2 separate regions of the Homo sapiens genome follow, and region 2 is linked to region 1. Evidence: chromatin loops called from intact Hi-C (ENCODE). Cell type or tissue: PC-3. All regions are shown on one strand. Each heading gives the region's core, and the rest is flanking DNA. Links, peaks and the distances in the headings are about the cores only.

Region 1 (4,364 bases), core at 1,139-3,638:
GCACTTGTGAAATGAACTTAACAAAAGCCACTATGATTGAGACCATCCTGGCTTACACGGTGAAACCTCGTCTCTACTAAAAATACAAAAAAATTAGCCGGATGTGGTGGTGGGCACCTGTATTCCCAGCTACTAGGGAGGTTGAGGCAGGAGGTGAACCCCAGAGGCGGAGCTTGCAGTGAGCCGAGATTGTGCCACTGCATTCAGGCCTGGGCGGCAGAGCAAGACTGTCTCAAAAAAAAAAAAAAAAAAAAAAAAAAAAGCCACTATGCACACATTATAGGTATTTTTAAATGACAGGCCTTACATTTTTTCCTGGAAAAAAAAAATTGTCTTTTAGCTGTTTGCTTATCCTAATTTCCCCCCCAAATCTCCATGATTGGGAGTTTTTCAAACTTAAAAAACTGTGACATTTAAAATTTCTGGTAATTTGTTCTCTTTTTTCTTTTCTTTTTTTTTTTACAGCCAAATATTTAACAAAAATTTTAAGTATAATGTAACATTTTATTATGAAAGAAACAACTACTGGAAACTAACTTGCAACAAAAACCATTCTAGTATCTTTGCAGTACCCTTAGGAGATACCTAATTCTTTAAAGAGATGTTTATATTAATGAACTGATTTTAGAAGACAGAATTTTTGAGATCGCTTTTAGATACCTACAAGCTATATTAAAAATCACCAATAAACAAATTAAGATTATCTTTGACCTCTGTTTTCTGTTGGCCTAACAAATGTTTTTGCAGAGTTTAGGATTGCTATTTTGAAAATGGGAACTTGTAATTCTAAAGTACTAACAATCTGAAAATGCAGGATTGCTGGACACTCCTATGTGGTGATCCATTATTAGCTTCTCCTCCAACTATATTTGCCTTGAACTTGAGAATCTTAGTTTACTGTTACTTTTACATTATCAAGTGCTAATGTGTGAAAGGATTTTATTATGCTTTTACTACTCATTTCATGATATGGTATCTTATTCAATATTCTTTCACAGACTTGGGGATATTAGATATCAGGTCAAGCATTATGTTAAAAGCTTAGGCCAATCTTTTTATATGACCGCAATAAAGAATATATTCATTTCACTTATATTACCACATGGCCCTCATAAAAGGTCAGTTTCAATTGAATATAAAATACCTTACAAATGGCAAATCATATGTCATCAACAACACACCTATTATGAATAATCTATTTTCAATTACCACCTTCCCCTCTTTAAAATATAACTTGGAAATGTCTTAGAATCACTAAGAGATCTTCATTATGTATTTTGTGCAAAAGACATAAAAATTGTATATTTTTCTGTTTTAGTCAACAAAATATGTATGGAGTAATCACACTTAAATTTCAGTTAAAACAAGTTAGGTGCATCAGATATTCAGACCAAAAAACATGAAATTATATTTTTTCCATTTTGTTGTTAACACAAAATTTAACTAATTAACTGAATCAGTTACTCGGCCTGGGCTATTGATGATGAGATAATATTACAAGAAGTTATATGTATACACATAAGCTGGTTGCTGTGATTTAGGAGTGCCAATTTATTCTTACTCAGAACATGCTTAGCAGTGTATACAAAGGTTTCCAGTATAACAAAGGGTTGACTATATATAGAAATATAGGTTAGAATGAGCTTAATTCTATGTGATAACCAAGGTTGATTTTTACAACTGGAATAACAATTTCCTAGAACAGAAAAACCTGTAGCATATTTAAAAATGAGTTTTAACCTTTCTAGCCATGATTTTAAAAAGCACAGTCTTGACAAAACTGCTTAGTCCCCTAAAGGATATATTTTCAAAAGTATGATCTTATGTTTGAAAAAAAAAAAGTCTAAAAATGTTCTGTACTTTAAAAGGCCCACAAAAAGTGTTTTTTTTTTTTTTCTTTTTTAAGTGAGCCTCTGTCACAATTACTATAATCAGGAAAAATGGAATACAAATAAGCAAGAGCAGGCTTTTTCCCAGTACGACACTTCCTACAGCTATCTTCATTCAGGGTGACAATTTCTATTTTAACCTAATTAAGTATAAGAGAGGACCAGTGTCCTAAGCCATAAGCCTGAAGGTTCCTGGAAGTACTGAGCTGCTCATTACCTCCCGGGCACTGCTGGGAGCCGCTGCCTGAAACTTCTGGAAGGTGCCACGGATGCCCAGAAGGAGGCTCTGCTGCACAGCGCCAGCCTGTAGGTGCACCACCTTCAACCGCATTTCAGCCTGGTTACTGTGGAATTGATTTTCACGGCTCATGACAGAAGCTGTTTTCAGCCCATGAAAAGGAAGTGGCTGGAGCTGATACGCCTAACACAAACAGCAAATTGCTCCATGGCTTTCATAGCATTCGAGGCCTGTTACCTTAAGGTTCTAATGGCCTTTTAACAGTGTTTCCAGCTGAGCAGCAGATGTAAAGGATACTGAACATTGAAAGCACTGTTCTTTTTTCCCCTCCCTGAAAGAATCATTGTTTACAGACATTGTACCAACACCATATCCTAGGACCTATTCACTGGCATGTTAGATTTGAAAAACTGAAACAAATTTCAGATAAATAGAAAGTATTATCAGTGCCATAAACCTACCACCTTACTGAGCTGTCTGTCCTATATTACCACCCATCAGGAACTGAGATCACTGAGGACGTATTTTCACCATTAATAGGGGCCCCCATTTGGTAATATCGCATCAGGGAAAATAATTAATGGAACCCTGTGAAACCTCTGAAACTCCTTATACTTTAAATTGATTGATTTTAATCCTAAAAATTGCTGTGTATTTCTGAAAATAACACATTTAACATTTAGAATTGTATCCTTTCTGCCTTTGGCTTCCCTTTCTGTTGTTCTGAGTGTTTAGTTTCGTCCTCTGTTGGTAAGGGTTGTGAAATGTTTGCCTTATAGGCAGCTATGGGCTTCCTGCATAGGGAACATGAAGGCCTTTAAAAGGTTTGGTCTGTTGAAAGAGGTTGGCATTTCAGTCTTGTGGACTTTTGGGAAAAAAATGTTAAACATAACTGAAGAGCCCTTGTCAAATTGGAGGTTTTTCCATTTTAAAAACTAGAGAAATAGTATGTCTTTTGATTTCACTTTGGTCCAAGCAGCGCCTCATATTTCCACTTTCCAGTGGTAACTAGCAGAGGTAAGAGAAAAACAGCCATGCGGGTGAGTCATCATTCCTCACTCCAGGAAATGGCTCATTTTACAAGCTTTTGGAAGGACCTTTGGGAAGTTGTGAGCTGCCACCATTTTTGAATTGAAAATATACATATGTTGCAACTCTGATGTAAAAGGCATATAGTTCCTTTTTCCTCCACCTCTTGGTTTCTCCTTCTCCTTCTCTTCTTGCTCATATAACCTGTGTAGTTTTCCGCAGGAGCTCCCACTTGATGGGTAACAGGAGAAAACATTTTAGTCTGATCTAGTTGAAAATGTAGTCTGATCAGTTTTGCCTTTCTAGCTGACAGTCAATCAAGTGGGATACTTGCTGTGGTGCAGTGGCTTTGACTCCTGGCTCCTCTACTTAGCCTTTTCTGAACCTCTCTGTGCCTTGATTTTTCCATCTGTAAACAGGGGTAATAGCAATTCCTATCTCTCATCACTGGGATTGTGCTACACGAATGAACACTTCTAAAGCTCTTAGAATAGTATCTGACAAGTACGAAAGGCTGTACACATGCTTGTCAATTAACACAGAGTAGAGGAGGAAATAAATCTCTTAGATTGCGGAGTGATAAAGGAGTGACTCTTTCTCACGAAAGAAAACTGAGGGTCCTAGGGCTCTGCCCATTTCCAGGGCCCTGCTGGCCTGCATATCTGGGGGTGGTATACTTTGTGATCTGCTCTTATTCAAGTTGGGAAGGACCGGGTAACTAGTCCCCTTCCTTTGGTATTCACCCTCACATTGGCCTTTCTGGGCATGAAGACCTCCTGAGTCACTGGTTTGTCACTCAACTGGCCTCTGGCCCACCTCCAGCCTTGATCACTTGGCATGGGGGGACCATGACAAGCCTCTGGTTTGCAACTCCGCTGCTTTCTGAGTTCTTCCCAGGAGGGCTCTAGGGATTGCTGAGCCAGACCAGTGCTACCCAGGTGAGGGGTGTAGCTCTCCCTCTGAGTACTCTGTGCCCCAAAGTTGACCCTAAAGTTGGTCCAGGTAGCCCACCAGGCAATCTCTTCACAGAATCCTAGGCAGAATTTGGGCCCCACATCCTGCTTCCCTTTGGCTTCCCAGCATTGAGGCAAAGCTCAGAGAGAAACTGGGTGTATTAGTTTGTTTTCACACTGCTGATAAAGACATATCCAAGACTGGGCAATTTACAAAAGAAAGAGGTTTAATGAACTCACAGTTCCACATGGCTG
Region 2 (4,364 bases), core at 733-3,232, 940 kb after region 1:
TATAAGTGATACATATTAGTATATAAGTGGTACATATTAGTATGTAAGTAGTAATGTGTATACTATCTCACATATATATATAAGAGAGAGAGTGACAGCAAGCAGCAGAAACAAATGAGGCAAAATGTTAACAATAGGTGATTTTGGATAAAGAGTATACAAATGTTTTTGTACCATTCTTATAAATTTCTATGAGTTTTGGATTATTTCCCAAAGAAGGAGACAAAAGAGCTTTCTTTAAGCTGCAACGATGAAGTAACAAGACTGGATTTTACATGTGGCACCTAAGAAGCTCTCTCATTATTTATACATATGTATGATATTGCACCTTCACTGACAGACTTGAACATTTCATAAGAAATGAGTTGATACTAGAAATGCTAGGTGAAGATTGCCCAAGTTAAGGCTGAATATAAATCTTCTTGGTATTCCATGAGATTCTGAGACATTTTATGGGAGTTTTGGCAGCATGGGCTGGCTAAGTGTAGCTCAGGGATTACTGGCTTTAAATGTCTTGAGCCAGTGTCAAGTTTGAGTTGAAGGCATTGGCAAGGTGTGGAATAAATGTGAATGGGGATAGAAGAGGATCTTTGGAGAGCTGAGTCGGTAAGTGTACACTGCACGGCATCAGGACAGTGAGCGATGTCCTTGGAAATGGCCTCTTTTTCCAGTATGTCATCATTTGTACAAAGCTTAGATTAAAGCAGGAAACAAGAAATATCTTAAGCTGGAAAAAAAAAAAAATAATAGTAGAGGCAAGTTTGAAGGAAGTAAAAAAAAAAATTGAGACTTATCTTTCCATTTATATAAATCCAATCCTCCCAGCCCCAGCCTTTCCTGTCTCTTCTATTAATGACTAGGGCAGAGGATCTTCCCATGGGGAGCTCCTTTTCTGAGTTAGAGATGTTCAATTTCATCTCCAAGGGGAACTGGTGAAGGTAACAAATAGAGTGGCTATGGAAAACATTAGAGAGCCAAACCCAGATAATAGCAAAATGATGCTCATATGAACTAAGTTTCCTGGTGTATAGAGAAGAAGCTTGTGTGCTGGATTCATATGAAAAATATCCTCTTATACTTGAAGAGAAGACCTCTCATTAGCACAAAAATGAAACCTATCCTCATATTTCACTCCTACCTTCATCTCTCACAATTCACAATTTTATGATTTTTATTAAAAAAAATAGTTTATAGGAAAATACCCACTTGGTCATCAAATAATTTATCTTCCATAGCATTTACTTACCTCAGCATGCTGCAATATTTTACATAGAGGTTGCTTAAATCCACTGCTGAAATGCAGGCAACTCTGGAAGAAAAAAAAATGTGTTAACAGATAAATGGCTCCCTACTTCATGCTAGTTAATCTTTGCAGCAAATAACAGAACAATCTATAAAGTATAGAAAGATTTTGAGTACTTGGAACTTTACTCTCTGAGCTGGCATTTTGCCACATTGGGGATAAAGCCTCAGGTCTTCCTAAAAGCACCATGGAATCCATAATAGCCCAGAGTGTGTGGCTCCTCATTTTTATATGTCATCAGAAAGATGGAATGCCAAGAGTATGTCTGGGGTCTGGGTTAGTACTAGCTCAAGGGAAAGGGTACCACGTAGTCAATCACTTCCCACATATGCCAGATCTCCCCTAAAGATTAGTCAACGTGCCAGTAAAATATGAGCCTGCATTTCCCATGCTATGAGGAGCTCAAGACAAGCAGACTAAATGTTTGTGATGTTGACATATGTTGGGGTGTTGTGATGTATGTACACTTGTATGCAGAGAAAGAGCCTGCCTTAGCCATTATGAGGTACTAACCAAAACTGCCTCATGGGAAAGGGCAACTGAGAGAATGTGAAGGGCTGGTCAACAGCACAGAGAACATTACTGCGCACCTCAGTTGTGCCCTCTGCTGGGGACTCAGTTTTTATATCAGGCAATGAAGTGGTGGGTGAGCCCCAATTTGGTGGTACAGGTCCCTGGTAGAGACATGTAGACACTAAAGTTCAGTGGGCATCAGTTTGCTGAAACCTGTGTTTATAGACACATGATGGTTTAATGTGAGGTGACCCAGGGAATTTGTTGAAACCAAAAATGAAGCCTTATTTTTGGGGATCAGAACAGTTAGACTAAGAGCTCTATGGGAAAACATTCTAAGAAATACACTTGAAACGGTGAGACTCCTCGTGTGTGTGTGTGTGTGTGTGTGTGTGTGTGTGTGTATTTCCACATATATCTATTTTATCCAACTTCAAAACTATTATGAATTCAGTCTTCTTTGCCACAATTAGAGAGGAAACTGTAATTTGAAAGGTTAGCAGATCTGCTACTGTTTCCTAATAGTTTGTATAGTTTCTAATGACCGGAATGCCACCCAGGAGGCCTTTATAGTGGAGCTATGTCACCATAGGAGCGGTCCAAAGTGAATGTTACTTAATCAGAGTCACCGAAGATGAAAAATGTAGTATTTCCTTTGCAAGCTGGTGAGGCTGTAATTTTCAAATGCCGCTAATGTAATGTGGAGTGGGAGGGGGCCGCCATTCCTGACCTCTGTGTTTTATCCTCTGCTTTGAATGGTTTCGGCAAAAATAAAAATTTCTAAGTGGCACTCATAATAACAGAACTTGAGGCAAAGGGATGCTCTTCGAGTGTGCTGTAGCATATGAAAACAGAACCTGGTGAGCATGCGGCATGCCAGAATACGAAAACAGAACGTGGTGAGCGTGCGACATGCCAGAAGGGTTCGCAGTGTCGCTTGGGGTATAGGAGAAATGCCCGTGTGCAAAATTGCTGTTACCCAGTGGGCTAGCCCGACTACAAAGAAAATCACTGAGATAAAGACATTGAAATGCATATGATCATTGTCGTCATGCAGTGAAAGTTCTTTAAATCTAGACCCCTTATCTCTTTCATGGTTTTCAGCAGCTGACTTTGGCTTTTGTCCACAGTTGAACAGGTCCTCCCTGCTTTTAATAGTGAGGTTGAGCTTTTGGCGGAATTCTAGATGTGGGCTTTCACATTAATTCTGTGTTCTGTAGTTTATCTGCTATGTTTTATGCTGGGGGTAAGTCTGTAATAGCTGCAGTCATTGTGAAGCTTATGATATAGTGGGAAAAACAGATATTGAAGATGAAATGACAAGTATGATTACTTTGATGTATGGGAAATTTAGGGTAAACAGGCATATATAAGGACAGGTTGCTAATCTCATTTGGGGAGTGTTATATATCATTGCAGATACAGTTATATAGATTTAAATATACTTGTAGCATATGTACAGTATATGTATACTCATACATGTACATATTTATTTATTAAAGTTGCCTGATTTAGCCAATAAAAGTATAGGATATATAGTTAAATTTGAATTTCAGATAAACTAGAAGTTTTTGGGGATAGGTATGTGCCATACAATATCTGGACATAATTACAATGTGGAGAGTGGTGTTTATCTGAAATTCAAATTTAACAGAGTGTCCTGCATTTTTTTCTGGCAACTCCAATGTATGCATATGTGTGTATGTCTGTGTGTTTTTGCATATGTGTCTGTATGTGTGTGTTAATGGCATTCACAGCAATCTAGATGGGATTGTAGACTATTATTCTAAGTGAAGTAACTCAGGAATGGAAAACCAAACATTGTATGTTCTCACTCATAAGTGGGGGCTAAGCTATGAGGATGCAAAGGCATAAGAATGATACAGTGGACTTTGGAGACTCGGAGGGAAAGGGTGGGAAGGTGGCGAGGGATAAAAAACAACAAATTGTATTTATTGTATACTGCTGGGGTGATGTGTGCATCAAAATCTCACAAATCACCACTAAAGAACTTAGTCATGTAACCAAATATGACCTGTTCCCCAAAAACTTATGAAAATAAAAATTTTAAAGATGAAAAAAAGAATACTTTAACTGAACCATTGAGGACCAGAGATGCTTGTAGTTCTGAAACTCTATACAGAAGCATGTGTTGTGTATCTGTGTATGTGTGTGTGTGTTTGTGTGTGTGTATCTGTAGATGAGTATATTTATATGAGTATGTATTTATGTGTGTATATGTACCCTTCCCACACACACACACATAACCAAGGGCAAATCTAAGAGGAGTATGAGAAGTATTATAGAAAGAAGTATCTAGAAACAAGGCCTTTGGAACTGAGCACTGAAGTTTTATTCTTTTCAAAATAAGAAGCCTGTTTTCCTACCTTCTTTGTGACTGCTCTTCTATTTAAGTCTCTTTTGAACAGAGAGTGGTAAGTACTGGTGTCCCCATGTCCAGTTACAAGCACCTGATCTGCAGATGTCAAAGAAGTTAAAGCCTCCCTGGTCTCTCTCCTTTGCTTCCTTCCCTGTTCTTCCAGCAGTT

The links. Peaks named below come from ENCODE experiments on the same cell type or tissue, not always from the same donor. Only the 100,000 strongest peaks of a DNase experiment are listed, where the experiment ranks them.
Region 2: a loop joins it to region 1, with 4 times the contacts of the local background. A loop is called at or near these places in 3 of 110 quality-filtered maps.

What each region holds. Positions count from the first base shown.
Region 1 is chr13:93,246,556-93,250,919 of GRCh38, forward strand. The region is part of intron 1 of GPC6 (glypican 6); the gene reads left to right. Among named protein-coding and RNA genes, the nearest start is that of GPC6, 22 kb to the left of the region's middle. RefSeq lists enhancers at 1,669-2,170, 2,171-2,670. In PC-3, for the core only: a CTCF peak has its summit at 2,181 (motif pointing right); DNase peaks (open chromatin) are centred at 2,206 and 3,166; H3K4me3 peaks cover 477 bases; H3K27ac peaks cover 1,852 bases.
Region 2 is chr13:94,190,879-94,195,242 of GRCh38, forward strand. All of the region lies in intron 4 of GPC6 (glypican 6), which reads left to right. Among named protein-coding and RNA genes, the nearest start is that of GPC6-AS1, 5.1 kb to the left of the region's middle. In PC-3, for the core only: a CTCF peak has its summit at 1,917 (motif pointing left); no DNase peak of the experiment used is centred there.